2 separate regions of the Homo sapiens genome follow, and region 2 is linked to region 1. Evidence: chromatin contacts called from ENCODE Hi-C or POLR2A ChIA-PET data. All regions are on one chromosome and are shown on one strand. Each heading gives the region's core, a stretch centred on a gene start or an enhancer-like site at or near the end of the contact. The rest is flanking DNA. Distances are from core to core; before and after follow the strand shown.

The links. A loop is a pair of places that touch in the nucleus more often than their neighbours do. ChIA-PET counts read pairs that join two places held with the same protein, here RNA polymerase II (POLR2A). Pooled maps may share reads with other maps.
Region 2: a loop to region 1 is called in a map of IMR-90, with 2.8 times the contacts of the local background. The contact joins two enhancer-like sites. A Hi-C loop is called at or near these places in 1 of 168 maps with a recorded cell type or tissue (IMR-90) and 1 of 50 pooled maps. POLR2A ChIA-PET finds 5 or more read pairs at or near these places in 3 of 52 experiments (AG04450, BJ and PC-9).

The regions. Positions count from the first base shown.
Region 1 is chr1:220,816,244-220,820,533 of GRCh38, forward strand. MTARC1 (mitochondrial amidoxime reducing component 1) reads left to right here. Exons shown (of 7, transcript NM_022746.4): 7 at 1-3,416. Among named protein-coding and RNA genes, the nearest start is that of LINC01352, 11 kb to the right of the region's middle. RefSeq lists an enhancer at 2,286-2,977. Within about 2 kb of position 2,713, at least 4 of the 41 ENCODE cell types and tissues checked have a DNase peak (open chromatin) inside an H3K27ac peak, as active enhancers do.
Region 2 is chr1:221,088,125-221,092,795 of GRCh38, forward strand. All of the region lies in intron 5 of LOC101929750 (a long non-coding RNA gene), which reads left to right. Among named protein-coding and RNA genes, the nearest start is that of HLX-AS1, 210 kb to the left of the region's middle. Within about 2 kb of position 1,272, at least 3 of the 41 ENCODE cell types and tissues checked have a DNase peak (open chromatin) inside an H3K27ac peak, as active enhancers do.

The DNA of each region.
Region 1 (4,290 bases), core at 1,463-3,962:
TGGCAGGCTGAAATTCCAGGCAAGTGCTCCCAGCATTCCAAGAGTGTATCAAATTAAAGCAACCCATGATGGTGGAGAACAGATACATTAAAGTTCCTTGAAAATGACAGAGTGGCTCTCAGACCAGACCTTGATTGTGGGTATAATCGGAGTGTTGCTACCACACCCTAACACTGCATTTCCCGTGTTTTATTGGTCCATGGAATTCTGAAAGTTTGCCTTTCGGGATGCTTCTAAAAACAATTCCATGGACCAGTAAGTTTGGAAAGTCCTGCGTGCCTCACTTCTCTTCAAAGGCAAAAGGCTCTGGAGAGGCCTTCATGAAGACATCTGTGTTTAATGCTGCCCTTCCCAAAGGTCTGTTTTTGACTGTCTTTTGAGAAATGATCCTCTGATCTCTAGGCAGAATGCCAGTGAGCCAAGGAATCCCAGTTAGCAGGAGGGGTGCACTCATGGGAAGACTGAAGAAGTTAAAAGTTCCCGCCAAGTGAAGGAGACCTATCTTGGGACACTTCCCCTTGTCCTCTCCCTTGCCCCTCTTGCTGGAGTAAAAGGATGGAACTGGGACTTGATAGGTTAAAGGAGGTGTGGAGAAGTGTCTTAGACCAGCTCTCCTGTTGTGGGCCTTAGGGAGAAGCACTCTCTTTCTTCGGGATCATTTTCCAAACATGCATTTTTGGATGGATAGGGTGGATCAGGGTGAGGGAAGGGAAACCAAACTCTCTCTAACCTTGCCCTTACAGCAATACCTGTGATGTAAGTTACAAAACCACCTGTGATGAAAGTGCTCCAGGATGCTTCATGCACCAGGGAGGGGTGCCCTGTTTCTCTTCTGCTAGCTTCTCCTTTCTTTTTTTTTTTTCTTCTTTTTTTTGAGACAGTGTCTCACTCTGTTGCCAGGCTGGAGTGCAGTGGTGAGATCTCAGCTCACTGCAGCCTCTGCCTCCCAGGTTCAAGCAATTCTTCTGCCTCAGCCTCCCGAGTAGCTGGTGTGTCTGGAGTTGGTTCCTTCTGGTGGGTTCTTGGTCTCGCTGACTTCAAGAATGAAGCCACAGACCTTCGCAGTGAGTGTTACAGCTCTTAAAGGTGGCACGGACCCAAAGTGAGCAGTAGCAAGATTTATTGTGGAGAGCGAAAGAACAAAGCTTCGGAAGGGGACCCAAATGGGCTGCTGCTGCTGGCTGGGGTGGCCACCTTTTATTCCCTTATTTGTCCCTGCCCATGTCCTGCTGATTGCTCCATTTTACAGAGTGCTGATTGGTCCATTTTACAGAGTGCTGATTGGTGCATTTACAATCCTTTAGCTAGACACAGAGTGCCGATTGGTGAGTTTTTACAGTGCTGATTGGTGCATTTACAATCCTTTAGCTAGACACAGAACACTGACTGGTGCATTTATAATCCTCTAGCTAGAAAGAAAAGTTCTCCAAGTCCCCACTAGACCCAGGAAGTCCAGCTGGCTTCACCTCTCACTGGGACTACAGGTGCACACCACCACACCCAGCTAATTTTTGTATTTTTAGTAGAGACGGGGTTTCACCATGTTGTTCAGGATGGTCTCGAACTCTTGATCTCGTGATCTGCCCGCCTCGGCCTCCCAAAGTGCTGGGATTACAGTTGTGAGCCACCACGCCCGGCCCTAGCTTTTCCTTTCTGTTGCAAGTCCTCTCAACTAGTGTTGCCTTCCACCCTACAAAGCAGAATTACCTCAGAAGTCCTATGGCCCTGACTCTATCTATGTCTGCACAAAGCACTACTGTGCTTTGCTGTCTGCAAGAACAGAGATTGTTTGCTTCAACCACTTTCTCTGAATGGATGAATGAGTTATGATGATATCTAAAGTTACCCAATTTCAAGCAAGAGGAAGAATCTGGCTCGGTACCACAGATGTTCTTGGAATTGGGATAGTAAAAAAGTCCCTGAGGCATCCCTTGGTCTGCTCTGACCACACTCTCTTCACAGGAAGAGGCTTGGGCCACAGCTCTGACTATAACTCTGCTCTTCCTCCAAACACAGCTGAGGAATTGGGTGGTGGGGCACCTGCTCCCATGCTCTGTGGCCTGGCTCAGAGAGAAGAGTTGCCTTAATTACATTATTATTCTTCCTGGACAGGCTGTAGGTTGTGTAAAGTAACAAAAAGGACTGAGAAGTGACTTCCCATTCAGCCTCTTCCAAGGCCATTTTTGATAGGCAGGTCAAATTCACTCACATTTGGTTATTTGTTGGCCAGTCTAGTGCATTCACCCTTGCTGGTCCTCAGTCATGCTCCTTTACCTTTACAGAGCATCCTAGACTGCTCTTCCTCTTACCTTCCTTGTGAAACCCACAACCCCTAGTCCCTCCCCTTCCCTGGCATTTGTTATGCCCTCTACCAATCCCTGACCTGGTATTGGTCAGTCTCCAATCCTGGTGGATCCCTGTGGGAACTAAGTTAAGTCTAACTTTTGTCTCCCTCTTTAGAATTTACTGGGAGTACTGTAAATAAACTATTGTTGTTATAATTATTTCTGATTAACATTTTTACACCTAACAAAGTCTCAGAGAGATTGAATTTACTGGGTTGAAGGGAGGAGCACCTTCCACATGACCTGCCCAGCAATTAAAGCCGCTTGTTAGTCCGAGGCCCAGGACGGCCGAGGACAGCTGGAGAGCTCTTCGTTGCAGGCAGCTCTGGTTAACATCAACCGGGAAAGCTCTTTGTAAACACATGAATAATTGATCGTCCAGCGCTCACATAGCTACCGCGGATCTGAGCCCGTATGACTCATTTGCGAGCCATTCCTGTCGTCTGGATGCCATAACATTGGAGGAATGATGATCGTTTCTTGGAGGTTCTTCTGTGGCCAGAGTTGCCAAGACCAAGGCTGTAATGGTTTGTTATGATGACCTTTGTTATTCCATTAGGCTCAATTGCTTTAAAAAATGATGTGTGCATACTTTAGGAACGTTTTTACCCTTTATGTTGACCTGACATCATAGTTTATATTATAAAATGTATTAATGACAGAAGAGTGTTTTCATGTCCCAAGGACAAATTTTAACAACCATAATCTGCCCTCAGTCATCATAAATATAAATGTATTGGTCAAACAGATCTCGTTAATGTGGCCAAGATAAATGCAAGTCTATATTTTAAGGCAGTCGAAGTCCTAGAGAATATATCTGGAGCTTTTGTGGGGCTAAGAGATCTTGTATATATGCTATCAAAAGGCTGAGAAAATTAACATGTTCCCCCCTCTGATTTTGCATTGGACAGATATAAATGTCTTGGGGATGTCAAGTAAGATTGTTCACATAGTTTCTGGACACCATTAATGCCTGATGGGGTGAATCTTAGTTCTTAAAGCTATATTCTGCTCATTATGCTCACAGGGCTTTTGAAAAGAGAACAAAATAAAGATTTCAAGTCTTAGCAATGTGCTGCCCAGCCAACATTTTTCTGAGTTATACTGTGTCTTAAATTTCTAATTATATCATTCTCCCCATTCCCCAATAGCTTGTTTCCTGTGGGACGAGCCCCTTTTCCACAGATGTGGGTCTGACATTTGCATCATTCCAGTTGGCAAGCCACATGTTGGTAGACAGTGTTCTGGGCATGATCTGGAGGACAGGATGAGTGCTTTGTTTTCTCTTTGTTATGCCATACTCAGCAGCTTTGGTCATTATTTGTAGTGTCCACATTAAGCTTCTTAGGGAGAAAACAAATCCTTGTTGAAGAAACATTTTTTAATAGTGCTATTATTTTGAACCATGAAAATGCATTTAAAGCAGTAATGTCTCAAATGCTACTGTCAGAGCAGACTCTTTACAGGAATGAGTTCATTTCCCCCAGATATGGTAAAAAAAAAACAACAAAAAACAAACAAACAAACAAAAATGGTGCCATAATTAGCCTCTCCAAGGATTATGGTCACCTGGCAATGAATGAAGAGCACTTCATTTAAAACCATTTACCCTTTTTCCCTTTGAAGAATCTTCTAAAGCGATTTTCCCTTCTGAATCTGCTGTCGTTTTTGGCAACACCAAGTATTGGGCTTTAGGAATGAGTTTTGCCTGGATAAATTTTCTGGGACTGGGGACTGGATTATTTTCTAAATTTGTGCTGTGATCATCTCCTGTGTTGTTTGAACTTCTTGAGCAATTTAAAAAGTGAGGTACACGCACCCATTTTCATAGCAGCGTTATTTACAATAGTAAAAGAAAAAAAAATGGAAATAGCCCATGTCCACTGACAGATGAATGGATAAACAAAATGTAGCCTATACATACAATGGAATATTATTCAGCCTT
Region 2 (4,671 bases), core at 22-2,521, 270 kb after region 1:
TAGTCACATAGCAAATATTTTTTCTGAGTAATTAACAAGGATTACTTTATAGTTGAAAACAATTACGGAGCAATTTGTAATTTTCCAAGAGCTTTTCCAATCCTGGTCTTATTGATTCTTTATAACGATTCTATAAATTGTAGGTTATACTGTCTTGTGTATAAATTGTAGGTTATTCTGTCTTCTGAAGATAACCTAGGCTTTAGAGTCAGACAGTACTAGGGAAGAACCAGAGCTTCAACCCCTGTTGGTTATGTGACCTGGAACAGATTACTAAACTGTCCTAAGCTTTAGCTATTTCCATACATAAATTAAGATAATAATATTTACCCTGTATAACCATTATAGAAATTAGTTTATGATAAACTTAGCATTATGTTGGACACACTGCACGTGTTTAAATTGTCATCCATAGGGCTTACCTTTGACTTTTTTTTAATAGTGAGGATAGATTATACTAATCATTCAATTCCCTATTATCAAATTCTCTTGTGACACTACAAGATTACTGGCATGCCTGTAGATGTACTCTAGCCATGCAACAGAACATAGAATATTAAACCTCAAACCTTAAAATTTAGTAGACTACTCTGACCAGTTGACATAAAGAATGTGCTTATATTAATGAAATGACACTAATTTCACCACCATACAATCCTAAATGAACTAAAATCATAGGTGTACACTGGTCAATGGTTTATATCCAAGGAATGAAAATGTAAATTTTATTTCAATATTATTTACAAGTATTCAATTAAATGATTGAAATTATGAACTAATTACATTTCTACTGATGCAGTTTCAGCCACAGAGTTATCTGTGTCAATCACAGAAATAAAACCTGTGTATAGAACTAATAAAGCATCCAGAATTTTTTCACTACTCTCTTCAATTTGAACTCCAGTTTATTACCTGAATAAGAAATGAATCAAAGTATCTTAACTTTTTTTGATGATTTAGATAAATTTTTCTATTTTCATATGGTACAGATATCACAAATATATATTACATATATCAAACACATATATGTAACACATATATATCACATATATATCAGACACATATATAGCATATGTATAACACACATATATATGCCATGTATATATACATACACACACACACAACATATATATATATAAAACACATAGCATCAGGGGTGGGCTGGCGCTGCCTCATACGAGCTTGGCAGAGCCAATTCTGCTCATCTCCTTCCTAGTCTGTGTTCAGCGACATTGCACTGGGAGCTTGAAATCAGCCACAGGGGAGTGTATACACCCAGGAGTCACCAAATGTTACAAATCAGGCCTTTTTAAAATCCAGAGTCACCTTACAAGTACAACACAGCATAGCAGACATTTTTAAAATATTTGTTATATGAACAAGTGAATTAATAAATTCAACATATTTGTATTGTCATTAAGCATAGCAAACATTAGAGGAAGATGACCTCACTTACTAAAACTTCCAAGGCATGTGTCTGTAAAGCAAAAATGTGAGTTCTCTGAGGCAAATTTCAGAAATTATCAGAGTCTAATTTCTTCATGTTTTTGTCTAAATAAGTGGATGAAACCACGCTCCCTTCAAACTTAGGTATCCAGGAAAGCAAACCTAAAATGTTTATGGATCCAAACCAACGGCTTACATGATATTCTCTACATATATATCTGTGATTGTATAAAGTTTCTCCCCATAGGGAACAAGAAAAGAACTGCAGATATTTATCACCTTTTCTAGATTCTTAAGAGTCCTAAAATGTTATCTCAGAGAATGCTAGAGTAACATAAACTTTTTTTTTGTGAAAAATAAGTAAATCACTGCCATATGATGATGGTTACTCAATTTCCAGATGATTTAATGGCTAATCCCAGGGCAATATCTTACTAGTTTCGACCCCTGCTGTGTGATGAGGTTTTGACAGTCATAATTGTACAGCAGGCCATAGTTTAATATAAGTAATTATAAACCAGGAATTATTAATCATTATCTAATAATCTGATACTAAACTATTGGATGTTGCTTGTGAAATAACAAGAAAATTCAAAGTGATTATATCAAGTGATTCTATGATACTTCTAGACAGCAAAATAAAAATAAAAGAAGAGGTTCAAGCCTTGTTAAGGTTTTAGCATCACAATCAGACAGCACCTATAAAATAAGTCAACTATGCCATGGTCCCAGTAGCCAGTAAAGTTCGTTGGGACCAACTTCCTTCCTCTTCAGCTCATGCCTCTTGGAACACATGGGGCAGCTGTGTGCACCTCAGATGGAGCAGCCAAAAAGAGCTCAGAGCTTTGGTCCTGACTTTGCAGCCCAAGTGAGATCATGGGTAAGTCACTTAAACTCTTTGGCCTTATTTTAACAACTCAGGATCATTGACCCTCTCCAATTTATGTCAAGGACAATAACAATAATAATCATCGTTCCCACTAATTTAAGGATGTGAAAAAATGCAGGATGATTTTGGTGGAGAGTTTTGCTGGAGAAAAGCACTCAAATGGGGTCGTCAAGGTAGGTAAACCTGACAAGGGAGTTAGTTTGCAGATTGTTGCAGGCGTGAAGTGCTAGGCCAAAAGTTAGGAAGTTCTCGAAGTGTCTAGGTGTGAAACAATGATGGTCTGAATGAAGATGTAGCCATGAAAATCAAAAAAACATTTATTCATTTTAGAGGCATTGATTTCTACAAATTTCATTGAATTGGTAATTCCAACATAGGAGGCAAGGGAGATAAAGTATCAAAGATGACTAGATGCTGAGGCTGGGTAACCAGTGCAATCAAGATGCCATTAACAAAAAACCCTTGTTTTTTTTTTGTTTGTTTGTTTTTTTGTTGTCGTTTTTTGTTTTTTGTTTTTTTTTTTTACAGTCACAGTTCTAGGAATAGTAATCTATATTTGCTGTCATCTCTTTCATCTCAAATCACTTTTGATCCATTGGCATCTGTCCTGTGTCTATCTCATTGACACTTATCCAAGTCACCAATGACTTCCAACATGCCAAGTTTAATGGGGTGTTTCCATTTTTAAGTATTGATCTCTTTGCTGTATGAGCACTATTCACCATCCCCTTCAGGAAGCCCTCTGTCCCACTGGTTTTTATAATTCATTTTTCAGTATGAAAAACATTTTTAAAAGAGCAGAAAATTTGCATAGGAATCAGAGGTCTTCAGCACAATAACAGAATGAAGCACAGAGCGCAATACCCATGATGTGAATTGTTTATTTTAGAAAATATGTTTAGAATGGAAAAATTTAAAGAAGCAGAATAAAAGAATCAATTATAATCTCACCATGCAGAAGTAGTTCTGCTTTTTTTTTTTTTGAGACGGAGTCTCGCTCTGTCGCCCAGGCTGTAGTGCAGTGGCGCAATCTCGGCTCACTGCAAGCTGCGCACCCCGGGTTCACGCCATTCTCCTGCCTCAGCCTCCCGAGTAGTTGGGACTGCAGGGGCCCGCCACCACGCCCGGCCAAGTTTTTGTATTCTTAGTAGAGACAGGGTTTCACCCTGTTAGCCAGGATGGTCTCCAGCTCCTGACCTCGTGATCCGTCTGCCTCGGCCTCCCAAAGTGCTGGGATTACAGGGGTGAGCCACCGCGCCCAGCCAGTTCTACATTTTTGGCTTGTTCCTTTTTGTATTCTTTTAGGCATTTAAACAAATTGTTAAACTCATATTGTTATGGATTTTGCTGCTTGAATTTTTTTCAGTGAACATCATGTCAAAAGTATTTCTTCATGTAATACAAATTCTTTGTTTCTCCTTCAATTAGGTACATAACATTCATCTTCTTTTCAAGCCATCATTTTTCTAAACATCCTACAATTTTAGACCTCTAAGTGCTTTTTCATATTTTCATTTTATTATACATAATACTGCGGGAGATAATCTTTGTCTACAAATCTTTGGTTATATGTTTGATTATTTCCTTAGGAGAAATTCCTGACGTCAGAGGTGTGAACGGTTGAAGGACTTTAGAAACATAGTCGAATTGTTTTGTAGTGAGGTGCTCCAGTCTCGCCCTTTAGCAGTGAGGGTGTAACTTCATGTCAACTTTTCAACCCTCAAGGATGATAATTTTTTAGACTCTACTCATTTGATAGGCAAAAGGTGCTGTATAATACTAATTTGCCTTTAGAGTACTAGCGAGGTTAAACATTTTGTACACTTATTAGTCATTTGCATCTCTGAATTATCTGCTACATCCTTTGCCTAGTTTTCTACTTAATTCTTAGAGTTTTAAAATTGGTTTGATTGAATTCTGTATATAGTGAGAGTATATAACTTTGTCTCCCGTATGTGATACAATTATTTTTCCCATCTTACTATGTTTATATTGGTTGGCATGTCTTGTGATATACGGAAATTAAAATATTAAAAATCATCTTGGCCGGGAGCGGTGGCTCACGCCTGTAATCCCAGCACTTTGGGAGGCTAAGGCAGGTGGATCACGAGGTCAGGAGATCGAGACCATCCTGGCTAACACGGTGAAACCCCGTCTCTACTAAAAATACAAAAAATTAGCTGGGCGTGGTGGTGGGCACCTGTAGTCCTAGCTACTCTGGAGGCTGAGGCAGGAGAATAGTGTGAACCTGGGAGGCGGAAATTGCAGCGAGCTGAGATCGCGCCACTGCCCTCCAGCCTGGGAGACAGAGTGAGACTCTGTCTCAAAAAAAAAAA